2 separate regions of the Homo sapiens genome follow, and region 1 is linked to region 2. The links are chromatin loops, found by intact Hi-C in ENCODE. Cell type or tissue: ovary. All regions are shown on one strand.

The links. A loop is a pair of places that touch in the nucleus more often than their neighbours do. Peaks named below come from ENCODE experiments on the same cell type or tissue, not always from the same donor. Only the 100,000 strongest peaks of a DNase experiment are listed, where the experiment ranks them.
Region 1: it touches region 2 in a loop (4-fold over the local background); 3 of 110 quality-filtered maps call a loop at or near these places.

Annotation. Positions count from the first base shown.
Region 1 is chr5:113,247,447-113,255,446 of GRCh38, reverse strand. All of the region lies in intron 3 of MCC (MCC regulator of Wnt signaling pathway), which reads left to right. Among named protein-coding and RNA genes, the nearest start is that of TSSK1B, 180 kb to the left of the region's middle. In ovary, no CTCF peak of the experiment used is centred here; DNase peaks (open chromatin) are centred at 167, 4,683 and 4,986; H3K27ac peaks cover 6,781 bases.
Region 2 is chr5:113,148,964-113,156,963 of GRCh38, reverse strand. MCC (MCC regulator of Wnt signaling pathway) reads left to right here. Exons shown (of 19, transcript NM_001085377.2): 4 at 5,542-5,655. Among named protein-coding and RNA genes, the nearest start is that of DCP2, 180 kb to the right of the region's middle. In ovary, no CTCF peak of the experiment used is centred here; a DNase peak (open chromatin) is centred at 3,041; H3K27ac peaks cover 7,828 bases.

The sequences.
Region 1 (8,000 bases), 98 kb before region 2:
GATATGGGGGTTAGTTTTCTGATCCCAAAGGCTGCTACAGGCACTCATGGAATTCATTTTGGACCTTTTACCCTTCTGTCCAATCATTCTTAATATGTGGCTTTCATAGGAAAAACAGGGAAGGAAAAATTGCAAAACTTTCTTCTTAGCAAGACTTGGCCTTTTTATTTATAAAGGAAACCTCCTCGAGGACTTTGGCTCACATGTCGGCTCTCACTGTGATCAGATTGCAAAAGGGGTGGGGGAATAATAGCTCTTATTTTTGTTTGTTTGTTTGTTTTGAGATGGAGTTTTGCTCTTGTCACCTAGGGTGGAGTGCAGTGGTGCAATCTCGGCTCACTGCAACCTCCACCTCCTGGGTTTAATCGATTTTTCTGCCTCAGCCTCCTGAGTAGCTGGGATTACAGGCATCTGCCACCACGCCCAGCTAATTTTTGTATTTTTAGTAGAGACGGGGTTTCACCATGTTGGTCAGGCTGGTCTCAAACTCCTGACCTCAGGTGATCCACCCACCTCGGCCTCCCAAAGTGCTGGGATTGCCCAGCCCACTCTTATGTTTTTAAGGTACATCTTAGAGGCAGGCAAGGGAGAAGGGTTGGAAATGGAGGTTTACTCAGGGAACTAACAGTGTCTTTCACACTCTTAGATTGGGAAAATCCAAGGAGATGGTTTGCTTTTGTTGGTTGGATCCAGAGGCTCCAATACCACTCCCTCAAAGTGGTATCAAAAATATAAATGCACCATAAAGATGGAATCCTAGGTTATTAACCAAGCATAGGCCACTTGAACAGAGGTGTTCTGGGCATCTAGGTCAAATTCTCTTTACATTTGGTTAGTGGCTTAGGATCATGGCATACTTTTGTTTGCTTTACGTATGGGCTGTGATGTTCTTATATAGCCTTGTTCTTACTGGACTTTGTAATTGCCTGTTTTCTCATTTACAGAAGTAATATTTGTCTTCATTCTCTCAAAACTATAATTTATTTTCTTGATTATACAAACTTTTTGAATGCGTTATGAACTAACTGCTTTCAGGACTTGCTGAACAGCTGACATTTATTTTCCTTTTATTCTTGGCTTAATTCTACTTTTCTTGGACTCTATTTTCCTTTTTCTTAGACATATTTTTAATTTTCCTGGAGTATATTATAAAGTAAGTTTTCAGAAACAGTACATGGCAAGTATACTTTGAGCCTCTGCTTATCCGTCCTCATGCTTAATTGGTAATTTGGCTGGATATGAAATTCTGAGTTTAAAATAATCTTCCCTTAGCATTTGAAAGAATTTCTCTCTACCAATCAATGCTACTGACCCTCGTACCTTTGATGGACCTTTCTTTGGAGACTCTGTTTTCTCATTATCAAGATATTGTGACATTTTATGAGAATCTTTTTTCCTTTATTCTGCTCAGCACCTGTGGGCTCTTCCAATCTGAAGACTTGGGTTCAGTAGATTGATGTTAGGCTTCCTGGATTTACTCTTAAATTGTCCTACCAAACTTTTTTGTTTTCCTCCTTCCACTCACCCAGTTTTCTGGGGATTTCATCATTCTTTTATCATTTCATCCTTTCTAATGAATTTTTAACTTCAATATGCAATCTTTTCTATATGGATGTTTTTGTTTTATATATGTATTTTGTGTTTTCTAATATCTTTGACCACACTCAGATGTTTTTCCCCCTAAAATTCTCTTCTGCTTTAGCTCCATGAGTTATGATCTCTGTCTTCTCTGGGATCGGTTTCATTTTTTCCGTATTTATCTTTTTTCCCCAGCTTTCTTCATATGTAGTCATCCTTGCTTACCTATCCATATGGATGCCTGAAGGATGTGTAGCAGCTGACTTAGCTTCCCTCCTCCTTGTGCTCATCTGCTGCCCCTGTTGGCCTTTTCTTTCACTAGGAGTATGGGTTGTGAGCTCTGAAATTGAGGGCATAGTATGTCAAAGAGCAGGTTTCACTTTAGGGTGTGTCAAGGTGAAGCAAGCAGGATGGGGAGAGGTTCCCACAATGCCAGAGGAGAGATCCCCACCAGGGTCTGCAAGTCCCTCCTGGCAGATCACTTGCTCCCTTTGGAGAGTAGGTAGATGTTTGACTTCAGACTAGGGGCCAACCGTGCCACCACCCTGATAGGCTGGTGAAAAGGAGGCCATGCTAAGCTACCATCCTGCAGGCAGTTTTGCAGATGTACCCTCCTTTCAGTTTCTGTACGTCTAATCTCAGATGCTGCCAACTTCCACCTCCATTCTTGCCTTCCACCTGCATGTGTCCCAAGCTCTGCTGTGGTTTACTTCTCAGTATGCTCTCATCTGACCTATACGAATCTTTAGTCCATTTATGTGCCCCAGTGGGTTGGGGTAGGGAGATGTCTTGCTTCTTAATCTAGAAGCCCTGGGGTATTACATATTTTAAAATTACATTTTTGAGAAATTAATTCTCACATAATAAAAATTCAAGAAGTACAGAAGGGCATGCAGGGGAAAATAAGGCTTTCTTGAACCCACTCTCCATGTTCGCCAGTTCCCTTGCAAGAAGCAAATGCTCTTAGCAGTTTCCTGCATATTTGCAGAGAGGTTATGACATATACATTTAAGAAAAATCATTTTGGTTGTTGTGTTATAGTATGGACTAGGTTTGGAGTGAGGTGGGAGGAGATAGAAACTGGAGTCTGGGGGTGCCATAGCAACTACAGTGGTCTAGACCAGCAGTCCCTAATCTTTTGGCACCAGGGACCAGTTTCCTGGAAGACAATTTTTCCATGGACCTGGGTGGTGGAGTGGGTAGGGGATTGTTTCAGGATGATTCAAGTGCATTACATTTATTGTGCCCTTTATTTCTATTATTATTACATTGTAATATATAATGAAATAATTACACAACTCACTGTAATACAGAATCAATGGGAATCCTGAGCTTGTTTTCCTGCAACTAGACTGTCCCATCTGGGGGTGATGGCAGACAGCGACAGATCATAAGGCATTAGATTCTCACAGGGAGCTTGCAACCTAGATCCCTCACGTGCTCAGTTTACAATAGAGTTCATGCTCTAATGAAGATCTAATGCAATGCCACCACTGATCTGATGGAAGGCAGAGCTCAGTTAGTGAGTGATGGGGAGCAGCTGTAAATACAGATGAAGCTTCTCTCACTCGCCCACCCACCACTCACCTCCTGCTTTGCGGCCTCGTACCAGATCTGTGGGCCCGGGGGCTGGGGACCCTTGTGGTCTAGGCAATGGGGAGGCTCTACACTAAGATAATGGGATGGGAATGAAGGGCCGACATGCTTGATCAAGATAATTCCACTAAGAAGTAAACAGGATCTAGCCACTGGTTAGGTGTTGGCAGGACGTCAGGGATAAATGGAGGAATAGGGTTGTGGTGAAAAGAAAGCAGGACTCTCTGTTGATTTTTGTGGAAAAAGGGTGGGGTTTTATTTGATTTAATCTGGTAATTTTACTGAGAATCTGAATACTTTGATTGTCTCTTTTAAGGTCTTGAAACCTTAATAATTTGCCATCTCTGCTCCTGTTCCTCTTCTTTTTGCATGTCCCCTCAGGCCACCAGTGGGTTTCTGAGACTAACAATCTGAAGTAATTTTTGTAGGCGTCGTTGAATATGCATCATTCCCACTTCCTATAGAGGAGAGATAGCAAACTGGAAACTCAGCAGCCAAGTACAGCAGCCCATAGGCATGTTTGGGCTCAGTATTTTGTTTTGTTTTGAACTTGAGTTAACATTTTTAAAAACTGAGACTTCCCCAAACTCTGAATTTATCGCCTTTTTTGAGAAGTCAGAAGATCTGGCAAAACTAGAACAGTCTTCCTCACTGTGGTAATGGGGTAAGTATGAGAAGCTTTGAAGGGTTGTACCTTCTCCACGAGGCCACAGCCCCTATCCCTCAGTCCAGATCTATATGTGAACTTACTGCTGCCCTCCTGAATCATTTAGTTACCTGCCAGGCCCCTTAGTCCCGTGTTTGTCACCCTGGCTATAGAGATCACACTGCAAGAGATTTCCAACTATCAGAAAAGCTGTCTGTATCTTAAAGTTTATCATAGTACACATTATGGTGGTATTCCTTTTCCAAGCACAAATGAATGGGAGAAATGGAAACATGAATTCTAACAGTTGAAATCAAATGTAGGCAATACCAACTTAAAAAAACGCAGACAGTGCTAATTAAAGTTATGGAAGAAAATACCTTTTGGCTTGGCCAGATTGATGTAAATATTTCTTACAATACAGTTAGTACATATGGCATTTGCAAAGGTGGTGGTGTGAGAAGTAGAATTTGCCTGAGGTTTGTAAGCCAGAAGACTGGGTGACTTTATTTTCCTGTGAACAGTTACGATGTGTGGAAAAGTGAGGCCAAATAGAACACTTTTGATTGTATTGTTAAAATAGGACCTTAAGAAACCCCTCTGGATAAATTCTCTACCTCTTAAGTCAGTAAGGAAAAGGTATAAATCCTTTGTGTGACCTGTTACAGAGAACCTTGTCAGGCAAGACAGTTTATTGGAATGATGTACCCTAAATTTACCTGTTGCAGGGGCTGTGTTTTTCTAAGGCTATCCTAGGGAGTTCCCTTTGTGTAGGTCGACCTTGGACTGACCCCAAGATTTCCAGTCATCAGAATGTAGGAAGTAGAGGGAGTGGAATTACACATGCTTGGAACTCAGCCCCTTAGAAAAAGCCACATGCGTTTTCCAGCATTGGCCGTCTTTGTCTTCAGTTTTGAGTCCCTGAATATTTGATCTGAATTCCCCACACCACTTACACAAACAGTTCCATGCACTCCTCAGGAAGCGTGTGACATAATTTTGTGATTGATGTTAGGATTCCAATAACAAGAACACAGGATCACAGAAAAGGTCTGGTAACCTGAGTAACTTTTTAAAAACAATTATTTATAAAGGCACATGTCTCTGTGAAGGAACAGATGTTGGGAGGCAGCGTGCTGTGGGAGCAGGCTGCACTGGGATGATGACTCAAGAAACAGAGGTTCTAACCCCAGCTCTGCCTGCGTCATGTTACGTGACCTTTGAGCAAGTTTTTCCTACATCTCCTTTTCTTCTTGTGTAAACTGAGGAGGTTGGACTAAACAATCTTCCAGTTTTCCCACGTTGGACGTTTGAGCAGTCACTTGTTCTCATTATCTTTGCTTTACAGAGTGAGAATCCTAAGGAAGATGCTCCTTGGTGACTCTGTCCTCAGACATAATGGTTGGCCTCCCCTTCCCTGAGATAATGACAGAGTGCCCTGTGTGACTTATGTCATTGGTGGGTCTTCACTGACCATCTTCAACTCCTGCTGTTTGCAGTACACCTCAGACACTATGGGAAGCAAAGCTGGCCTTATGGGGAGACAGTCTTTTCCATTTGGGTTTCAGCATGCCAAGGAAGTTTTTTTTCCTTTCAGATGTTTCTTCTTATTTGGTGGTGGTTCCTGAAATACTGCATTATATTTCTTATTTCCCTCCGCCACTTTTTTGGCTTCTTGGAAACTGTGCATTGGAGTCTGAAGAGGCTATTAACATGGCAAATCTTAGAGTCACAGAGAATTAGTTAAGTAGATGGTAAAACCAAAGGCGTGGGGGTAGAGGGTGATACCAGAGTAAGGAGCAGTGGATAAGGGGGCCTGAAGGCCAACTTCGTCTGTCTGATACATTTGTCCTGCCCTGGTCCTGGGTGAGCAGGTTTGAAAGGGAGATGAAGCATGCTGCTCTGACTAGCTCTGCTCTCTGCCCTGAAACCCAACAGTGGCAGGTGGAGTTTTATACACCCCAAACACACAGATATACAGAGACAGCCAGATTTACCTGCTTATTTTTGGGGGGTGAGCCAAGAGGAAAGGAGAGAAGAGGCACAGAAGAGAAAATATTAACTAATGGAACAGCAGCTGAGCAGAGGCTGGAATGAATGGGATCACAACATAGGTACAGGGCATATGTTTGGCAGACGTAAAAGGAAATCTTGTCTCCACAGAAAGCTGTGAAGGAAAACAGTGAGTAGCATGTAGCTTGCACAATGCAGAGATATAAGGAATTGTTTTTCTTCTGACTTCATCTCAGTAAAGTTGGTAAGTCTCACTGTCCTCATCCCTCTGCTGACCCCCTGAGCTTTCTGTGTTTTATTTGGTTCTGAGCAGATCTTGATACTGTTGTGATTGGCATCTTTCAAGGAGAATGGTTTTTATAGAGTAAACAACAGGGACTCTGTTTTCTTCCATATCAGCTCACCCTTCTGTTTCTGGATCCACAGACAGTGTGGTGTCCAATCAATTGTTTAGAGAGAGAGAGAGAGAGAGAGCTGGGTGCGGTGGCTCACGCCTGTAATCCCAGCACTTTGGGAGGCCGAGGCAGGCAGATCACGAGGTCAGGAGTTCGAGACCAGCCTGACCAACATGGTGAAACCCCATCTCTACTAAAAATACAAAAATTAGCCAGGCATGGTGATGCACACCTGTAATCCCAGCTACTCGGGAGGCTGAGGCAGGAAAATCACTTGAACCCAGGAGGCGGAGGCAGCAATGAGCAGAGGCTGCAGTGAGCTGAGATCATGCCGCTGCACTCTAGCCTGGGTGACACAGTGAGACTCCATCTCAAAAAAAAAAAAAGAAGAGAGAGAGAATGAGAGCACATGCAGCATGTGCACTGAGAACCAGGGAACATTGTTCTGTCCTGTTTCTGCTGAGGGGAATCTTATATCAAAACCCTACCGTTAACATGGGATAGGAAGGTGGAAATAGCTTTGCTATTCAAGACCCTTCTTGGTGAATATGTTGGACGAACCAGACTTGAACTATGTCTCTTGGCATTTAGAGGGTCAACCGGGGTTTCAACACTAGGGAAATTTGGGAAGCAGCCAATTTCATATACTCTTCATATACAGGTTGAGAATTCCTTATCTAAAATGCCTGGGGCCAGAGGTGTTTTGGATTTTGGATTTGGATTTTCAAAGTTGGGATGCTCATCCTGTATCGACTTTACTCAGATATAAAATTTATTTTTATATTTACTGAGGCAATGAAGTGACAGTAACATAAAACTGAGCATAGTACCTGCTTTGATGCCCATGATCTAATAACCCCATCCAGTGTGTTTTTCTGTGTTCTGTTACTTTGATTCCTTGGGCATTTAATACTGTACTACTGAGTTGTAAAGCTCCCTCCTGCCTTTCTTTTATGTGTGATCTTTTTTTTTTTTTTTTTTTTAAATAGATACAAGGTCTCACTCTTGACACCCAGGCTGGAGTGCAGTGGCACAATTATAGCTCACTGTAACCTGGAACTCTTGGGCTCAAGTAATCCTCCCACGTCAGCCTGGAGTAACCAGGATATATGCTTTCTTTATTCTTAGCTTCCTTTTGAGGCTTTTCCTTCTCTGCCCCCTTCCCTGACTTCTGCTTCTTCCAGCCCCCTAACTATGAAGTGTGCCCCAGGCTGAGATCTGGGACTCCTTGGATATCTCATTCACCCTCAAGGTTAGGCTCTTGGTTTTGGGCGACTCTCAACACTGTGCTTCCTGATGGCTTTCCAGGGCTTTAGTTCAGCATCTGACTTGTAAATGGCTGTTGGATATATCTTCATAGGTGACCATACACTCCCCTGCTGCCGTCTATCATCCCTCCCTCTGGTTATGGTGACACCATTCTCCCATACATCTCTACTTGAAGATTGAGAGCCTTGATTGCTCCACATCCAGTAGATGGCCAAATCCCATTTACTTTTCCTTTAGGACGTCCTTTGTTACATCCATCTGTCCCTCTGTGGACCGGTCCCCATCACCTCATTCCTAAACTGCTGAGTCTCCTCTCAGTTTCCCTGCCTCCAGCCCTTCTTCAGTCCACCTTGTACTGTATTTCCAGAGTGATCCTTAAGACGCTGCCTTGTATATACCACTTTTATTTCTACTAAAACTTCCATGTGAAGAAATTTCTACCAGTAGAAATCTTTAGTAACTATCTAGAAAATAGTCTCAATTCCTTAGCTTGCCATTGAAAG
Region 2 (8,000 bases):
CCTGGGCTCAGGGGGGCTGGACACCTTTCCTCTCAGAGGCTAAGAGGGCTTGTCCTTAGAGTCAGTTGAACAGTGAAATTATTTTACTCAAGTTATGTTTTATCCAAAAATAACCATTTTGACAGTTAGCTTGCAGCCAAATGTCCAGGTGGTTTAGTTTCGTTTGGATACACACTGTAAAATGAATGTGAAGCAGGGCTCAAAACAGCCTAGGGAATTAGGGCCTTTTATCTCCAGAAATGTGAGGAATGTGTGGATCTATATCCTTCATGCACTAGATCCAGATTTGTATACAAAGTGTCAGGGTTCTATCCAACCTCGTTTAGGCCTCATGTTAAAATTTCACAGAGAACTAAGAGCCCTGGCTGTCAGCTCCTTAAGCCTTAGGATTTCAGCAGAATCTGGCAACGCAGCTATTGGCTTCTTAGTCCTGTGCTATCTACCAGGTGATAACGCTTCTCCAGGACAGGACTGTTTTCCTAGTCTGAGTGTCCCTAGCACCTCTGATGGGGCTTGGTCTGCCTGAGAAGGTTGTTGACTTCAAACAAACCCGTTTGTTGAGTGCTTACCTGGTTCCAGCCACCCTGCTAGTCACTTTCTGGATGCCATCATTTGTCTTGACACAGCCCTACAACAAAAGGGATTAAATTGTGCAAAGACAGTCCACCAACAAGTGGCATAGATAAGATTTGAACCCAGCTTTATCTGATTCTGTGAATTAGGATTAGATCAGCTTCATTTGCCAGAAACTCTCAACTTCATAGCGCTTTGTATAACAGAGGTTTATTTCTTGCAGTTCTGTAACAGAAGTCTGGGGTTAGGTGGTCCAAAACTGGTGGGGTGGCTCCACAAAGTTGCTAGGGACTGAGGCACCTTTCTGCTCCCTAGAGTCTCAGCTTTGTAGCACAAGATGGCTGCTAGAGCTCCATCCATCACATAAGATACCAAACAGCAAGGATGGATGAAAGGAAAAAGGATGTGCCCTCTCAAAAAGATTTTCCCATACCTCTCACACAGTATTTCTGCTTACATCGCACTGGCCAGAACTTTGTCACATGGCTATACCTAGCGCAAACTACACTGAAGGATGGGAACTGGAATATTTTCGCTGAGCAGAAATATGACCAGCTAAAAATCAGCATCTGACTCCTGAGTATGAAGAGAAATATGTGTTGAGGAAGACACTAGCACAGACTCTAAACAGCATGTATTTTCTTTCTCTTTGGTTCATGGAACATTTTCTTTTCATCATACTTCATAGTTCATATGTCTGAATCTCTCAAGTTAGAGGCCATTTCAGAAACCAGAATATGATTAAAGGGATCCCAAAAATTGGCATAAATATAATTTCCCATTTATACATACTTGACAATTTTGGTTGCTTTAGTACATTTATCTTTCCAAGATTTAAACCCACTGGTAGTCCTTTAAAAAATCACCCGGAGGCACTCTTATACACTGTTGGTGGGAATGTAAATTAGGACAACCATTATGGAAAACAGTGTGGAGGTTCCTAAAAAAACCCTTAAAATAGAACTACCATATGATCCAATCCCACTACTTGGGTATTTGTTCAAAGCAAAGAAAATCGGCTTATTACAGGAACACCTGTATCCCCATGTTTATCGCAGCACTGTTTACAATAGCCAAGATACGGAATCGACCTAAGTGTGCATCAGCAGATGAATGGATATACAGAGTGTGGTACATATGCACAGTGGAATATTATTCAGCCATAATAAAGAGTGAAATCCTGTCATTTGCAGCAGTGTGGACAGAACTGGAGGTCATTATGTTAAGTGAAGTAAGCCATGCACATAAAGACAAATATCACATGATCTTACTCATACTGGGAGCTAAAAAAGTTGATCTCACAGAGATAGAGAATAGAATGATAGATACCAGAGGTGGGGAAGAATGTGAGGATAGTGGGGGAGGGATGAAGAGAGAGGTTGGTTAATGGGTAAAAACATGCAGTTAGAAGAAATAACTCCTACTGTAGCACAGTAGGGTTACTATAGCTGGCAATAATGTATATTTCAGAATAGCTAGAAGAGATTTGAAATGTTCCTAGCACAAAGAAATGAAAAATGTTTGTGATGATGGTTATTTTAAATATCCTGATTTGATCATTACACATTGTATGCATGCATCAAAATATCACATGTACCCCATAAATATGTATAAATATTATATTTCAGTAAAAAAGTTTTAACTGCCTAGAGGGACCTCTAAACTAATTTTTTCATGCTTGCCAACACACAACTACACAAATTCCTTCATGTAGCATCGCTCACAAACACTCTAGCTTTTGAATTTGCAGGAATGCCACCAATAAGCCAGAGACTGGTGAAACCCCAAAAGAGGGGAGGTTATGTCAGCTTTTGATGACTTGAGTTGATGATGCAGTGGGACAGGGAGTGCCACTGAACTCAAACGCACAGAGATTGAGTGTCCAGCACTCAAACTTGTGGTGGGAAGTCCACTCCTCTCCTCACCTACTCCGTCCAGGAGGTCAAGGAGTGGTCTGTCAGCCAATTCTAGGCAGTGTGGCTTATGGCTGGTTGGTGGCTTCCCCCACTCCAACTTCTGCTCTCTCTAGTTGTAGCCTCTGCGGAGTAATTGTCAGTAACAGTAAGAGACATATTTTATTCTACCTCATTGTTACAGGTTTTCCTTCTGTCAGAAGAGTTGGTGGACAGACTGCAGCAAGGAAGCAAAATAACCCTGTACAATATTTATGCTATAGCCTGCATATGCAGAAAACAGTCACTTTATTTTATTGTGTCTTTAATACAGAAATAACTCAGGAAAAAATGCTCATTAAACAAAAAGTACCCAAACAAAAAAACAGCTTAAAACCACCCAAAGCCCATCACTAAAACATGAGAATGCTCTTTCTGGTTTATTTTTCTGTTGCAATTTTATTACTTTTATAATCAGAGAAGATATGTTAAGTAAAATTTTCATCCAAGTAACAAACTGAAAACTCTGTCATGTACAATACCAGAGAGCCAGAAAAGAGTGCTGTGGCCTTGGCCCTGGTGCTCAGCTGACTGTGAGACCTTGAGTAAGCAAGTCAGTCTCTGGATTCCAGATCCTAACCTGCAGTTATGGAGTCGGGGACATCAGTACCAAAGTTCTTTTCCCCACTCAGACATCTGTGATGATGACACATGAGACAGTCTCTGAAACTGATGTGGGGTCACAGAGCTGACATCAAGTCCAGATGTTTCTTATTGAGGGGCCCATAGATAGATTCCAGAGTGTGTCATCACCATAATTGGGTGGAAAATATGCATGCATCCCAAACTCATCTCTGCCCTAGTAGAAGGGTCCATTGCATTCATGAGATTCTCAAGGAATCTGTTCTCACCTCATACATAGGCACCTTCCATCCAGAGAAGTGAAGGGACCTGCCCCCTTGGGCATCTGACAGCTCTTCCTGGAAATCTGGAGAGCTGGTAGGCCAGAAGGTATTATCACTCTAAGCCCGGTGCTCTCCCCCATGATAGTGACCCATCCTGGACCCCTCTTCCAAGTCTGTGATGGAAGTAAGTACTCTGTGTGTGTCTCCATCTGGCCCAGTTCATGGAGTCTGTGGGGGAGCATGCAGCATTCTCTCAGCTTTTCCCTCCAGGCCTCCCCCAACCCCTTCAAGCAGCCCTTTCCCCCAGAAGTAGGAGGGGAGATATAATGAGGAAGGAAGCAAGTCTAGGCTAACAGAGCTGGGATCCTTATCCCCACTCCTCAATTTCTTCAAGAACATGTCAGCTCTCACGTATTTTATCCTTTTCGCCGGAGGTGAGGTGGCAAATCCTTTCTCAAGAGTTGGTATAATAGCGTAACATGCCACAGTGTCAGATGCTGAAGAAAAATCCTCAGACTGACAGTTCAAAGGCTGAGGGGGCAACCAACCATCAAAGGGAGTGAATTCGTTCCCCTTCCACCAAACAAAACAATCTCAACAAGACTATACAACGGGAACACTGTGGTATTTGTACTGAGAAGTCGTCACACAAAACGTTGTATCTGAAACCCACAGTGACCTTTTCCAAGCCACCCTAGCCCTACATCAGAAGACAAATACTGCCAGATTGCCTGACATTTTCTTTTTTTAATTTTAAGCATTCCTGATTTCAAATCGGCTATTGATCTGTTGGTTTGCTGCTCCGATGCGATTAAGTGAAGTCACATTTACTGCTATTAGAGTCTAACAAAAACAACTGCTTTGAAACCCCACACTCTGCCTTATATCTGCTTCTCCCTCACTCAACACCCACCCCACCCTCACCCTGAAGCCTGCCAGCCAACATGCTGTGTGTGGAGGGCAGGTTGCAGAAAAGCACATTTTTCTAAGCCTCAAATGAGAATCTTCAAAGTTGAGTTACGTACCATCGTCCTGTGTCCATCTTTAAAGATCAAATGTATTTGCTCACTTCTTACTTGAAATCCTTCTTGGCAAAGACTACAAAAAGCCTATAAAGCCAGGGGTTGGTTTGTTCTAATTCCAGTTGTTCACCCAAATGTAGTATGGAATTCAGTGAGGGGATGGTCTGAGCTCCACCTGGAATGGAAAGTTTCAAGGTTTCAAAGGACGTTTCAGGGTGTTGCTTTGGGACCAGTGTGTTGAACGGGTCTTAAAAATAGTTCCATCCGTCGGCCTGAAAATCACAGAAGGCACATGTGTGGTAGGTGTGTGTGCAGCCAAAGTCCAGTCTTTAGAACTTGGAAGTTGAACAGATGGAGATTCTGGATGTACGTGGGGCCTCCTGTTAATCTTTTGAAGAACATTCTTTCTAACTCCAGTTAACCCAGAGAAATGGCTGCAGAAAGATACCTCAGTTGATCCTTGGTTTGTCTTTTCACAGCGTCATTTGTCAGAGTTCTGGTGCTGCTCCTGAAAGAGGGCCTGCTAGCACATAAGCATCTGTCTGGCCAGTACAGCCTTTCGGGGGAAGTGGGGAGGCAAAGAGGAGGGAAGACCCAACAAGAAAATAAATGGGTCAACTGTACAAGGAGACCATCTAAAAAATGAGCTCTGCTGCTTTTTTCCCCTTAATGCTCAGTGCCTGTCTGCCTGTCACATATGCAGCAATTTAGATGACTGGATTCCAGAAATCCAAATTGCCCTATTCAGCTTTCATATTTTCCGAAGGTGAAAATTAATATGGTTCTGATTTTCTTGACTCTCATGATTAGAATCAGGCAGCTCCACTTCAGCTGTCAGGCTCATCCTCACTGAGTAGCTTGGGGAAAGCCATTGGAAAGAGAAGTTTTGTTCTCTGGCCTGATTATACCATGCAAAATTAGGTCCCATGTCCCACACATAATATTTAGGGTGACCATATAACCCAGTTTGCTGGTAGCACACCTGACTTATGCCTGTTGTCCCCAAAACTCATAACACTTACCTTCATTCTCAAAAGTGTTGCTTTTTGGATGATAGGCTTTTTATTTGGTTATACTAGTTGCGGGAATGAAGGGAAGGAAATACATCTCTGCTACAATACTCTAATCTCCTCCTTTCTGTCACCACAGCTCCATTCAGCAGCCCTGGCATCACTAAAGGGAGATATAGTGGAACTTAATAAACGTCTCCAGCAAACAGAGAGGGAACGGGACCTTCTGGAAAAGAAATTGGCCAAGGCACAGGTAAGGGATCTGGAAAGGTTTTTAGTTTGCTTTTGTTTTTTGTTTTAAATATTTAATCTTAAGATAAAACATGAGTACAGAAATTCCCACAAAACAAATTACAGCTTTATCAGCAAATACTCTGTCTTGGTCTGCTCTGGCTGCTGTAACAAATGCCATAGATTTGTGGCTTAAACAACACTTATTTCTCACAGTTCCAGAAGCTACGAAGTCCAAGGTGCCTACCGAGGGATTCCTTCCGAATGGCTACCTTTTTGTTTTTCTTGAGGCAGAGTCTTGCTCTGTCACCCAAGCTGGAGTGCGGTGGCACGATCATGACTCACTGCAGCCTCAACTTCCCAGGCTCAAGCATTCCTCACACCGCAGCCTCCCAAGTAGCTGGGACTACCAGTTAAATTTTTGTATTTTCTGTAGAGATGGGGTTTCGCCATGTTGTCCAGGCTGATCTTGAACTCCTGAGCTCAAGTGATCCTCTTGCCTTGGCCTTCTAAAGTGCTGGGATTACAGGCATGAGCCCTTGTGCCTGGCCTTTTAATTATCTTGTTAATATTAATTTTCTTCCTTTGCTTTGATTTTTCAAGGACTTCTATCATTTGTATGTTACATCATCTTTGCCTATCTTTATCTGTTACTATCTTAAATATTTTAAATCTTTTTTAATTTAATTTTTTCTTTTCCTTTTCTCTTGGGGTATTATGTGTTGTTTTTAGCCTTTCTTTTTTGCCTTCCAGTGTAGTCATCATTACTGAAATGCATTTTCATTTTATTTCTAACTCTTCTCACTTCTGAATTTTTCTAATTCCTAACGTTCTTTTCTGTCTCATGTCTTTTAGTTTATTTTGAAATAGTAGGCTATTATCTGGAGTGTTTTTGTTTGGGGGATTTTGTTTTTGTTCTGTGTTGTGGCATGCTTTTATGGTTTATAAGGATGTTCTGCCCTTGTTTTGTATAACTTTGTATGGGATTTGACGTCAGTATTTTTCTGTTTTTCATTTTCATGTGAAAAATAATTTCCTTGAACTTTCAGGAGGCAGGGTTTAAAATGGCTTTCTAAAGTGTTTAGAACCTAGCCTTCTGTTGTTTTCTTGTCAAAAATGGCAGCCTGCTTTCTGTCACTGTCTGGCTCTGTTCCTTTTACCTGCTTTTATCTGGACCTTTTCTTTCCTTTGTCTCTATTATTCCCATCCTGTTCAATTTTGTTTCCACTCCCAGCAGTTTCTCTTCCTGGAAGGCAGTCCTGAGGGCAGTCTCCAAAGTTCACAGGGACTAGCCTAGGTTAGCCTCTTCAAATCTTCCTGTGGGCCCCTTGCACTGACTCTTTGGTCAGGCAAAACCCCTCCTAGTTTTAGCTACTATTCTCCAATTGGGCATCCTTACTTTCCTGTGAATTCCTTTTGGTTTTTTAGGGGTTTTCCAGTTCTCAGATACATCAGCCTTGTTTTCCTCTGATTCTCCCCAAGCTGATGCCACTCAGATCTTATGGATGATGTTGGTTTGTTCTTACCTGCTTGTATTTTGTTGTTCAATGGCACACCTTGTCTCCAAGCTTTGGGCTTTACTGTGTAAGTGCTTTGTTTATTTTTATGTGGGAATTCAGAGAAATTTTAATACCAGGCTGGTATTAAATTAATATCTGGAAAGATGGCTGCTATAGCCATCTTTCCAGAATGACCTATGGAAAATTTTTGGAAACTTTCATGTCTCATAATCAAAGACTGCTTGAGTAGAGGGAAAGGATTCTCTGTATTTAAGATCATCCACTTTCACATTTGACGGGCATCTGAAGATTAACTTGATTACCCAAAGATAAATGAGTAGCTCAGCAAGGCCACCAGTGCCTTTTCCCACTATAGGATGTTAATACTATTTTCATAGTATTTATTTCATACTGAAATAAAAAAATTTTCAGTTTTTACTTAGATGAAAATGTTACTTAAAATATTTTCCTTCTGATTATAAAAGTAATAAAATAGTGATAGAAAAAACTGGAAAGCATTAGAATGTTTCAGTGGTGGTCTCCAAACTGAAACTTTTTCAGTGCTTTTTTTGTTTTACAGTGTTTTTTTTTTAAGAGAAAATAGTTATTTTTATATTTAAAAACAACAACAAAATGGTGGTGACTATGTTTTCTAATTTATACCCACCCAAAGCCAGCCATCATTAGCAATTCTTATTGATGAGAATTTGTTTTAAAAAAGAAAATTGTGAATGCATTTAATTGGAAGCTGGCATGTACAGTAGTCTTGGATTTTAAAAAGTGACCAGGAAGGTATTTATTAAAATTTAAGCCTACAAAGACAGCTTTTACAGAGGATGGTAAGAGGATAATGGAAAATTTTTTCTCT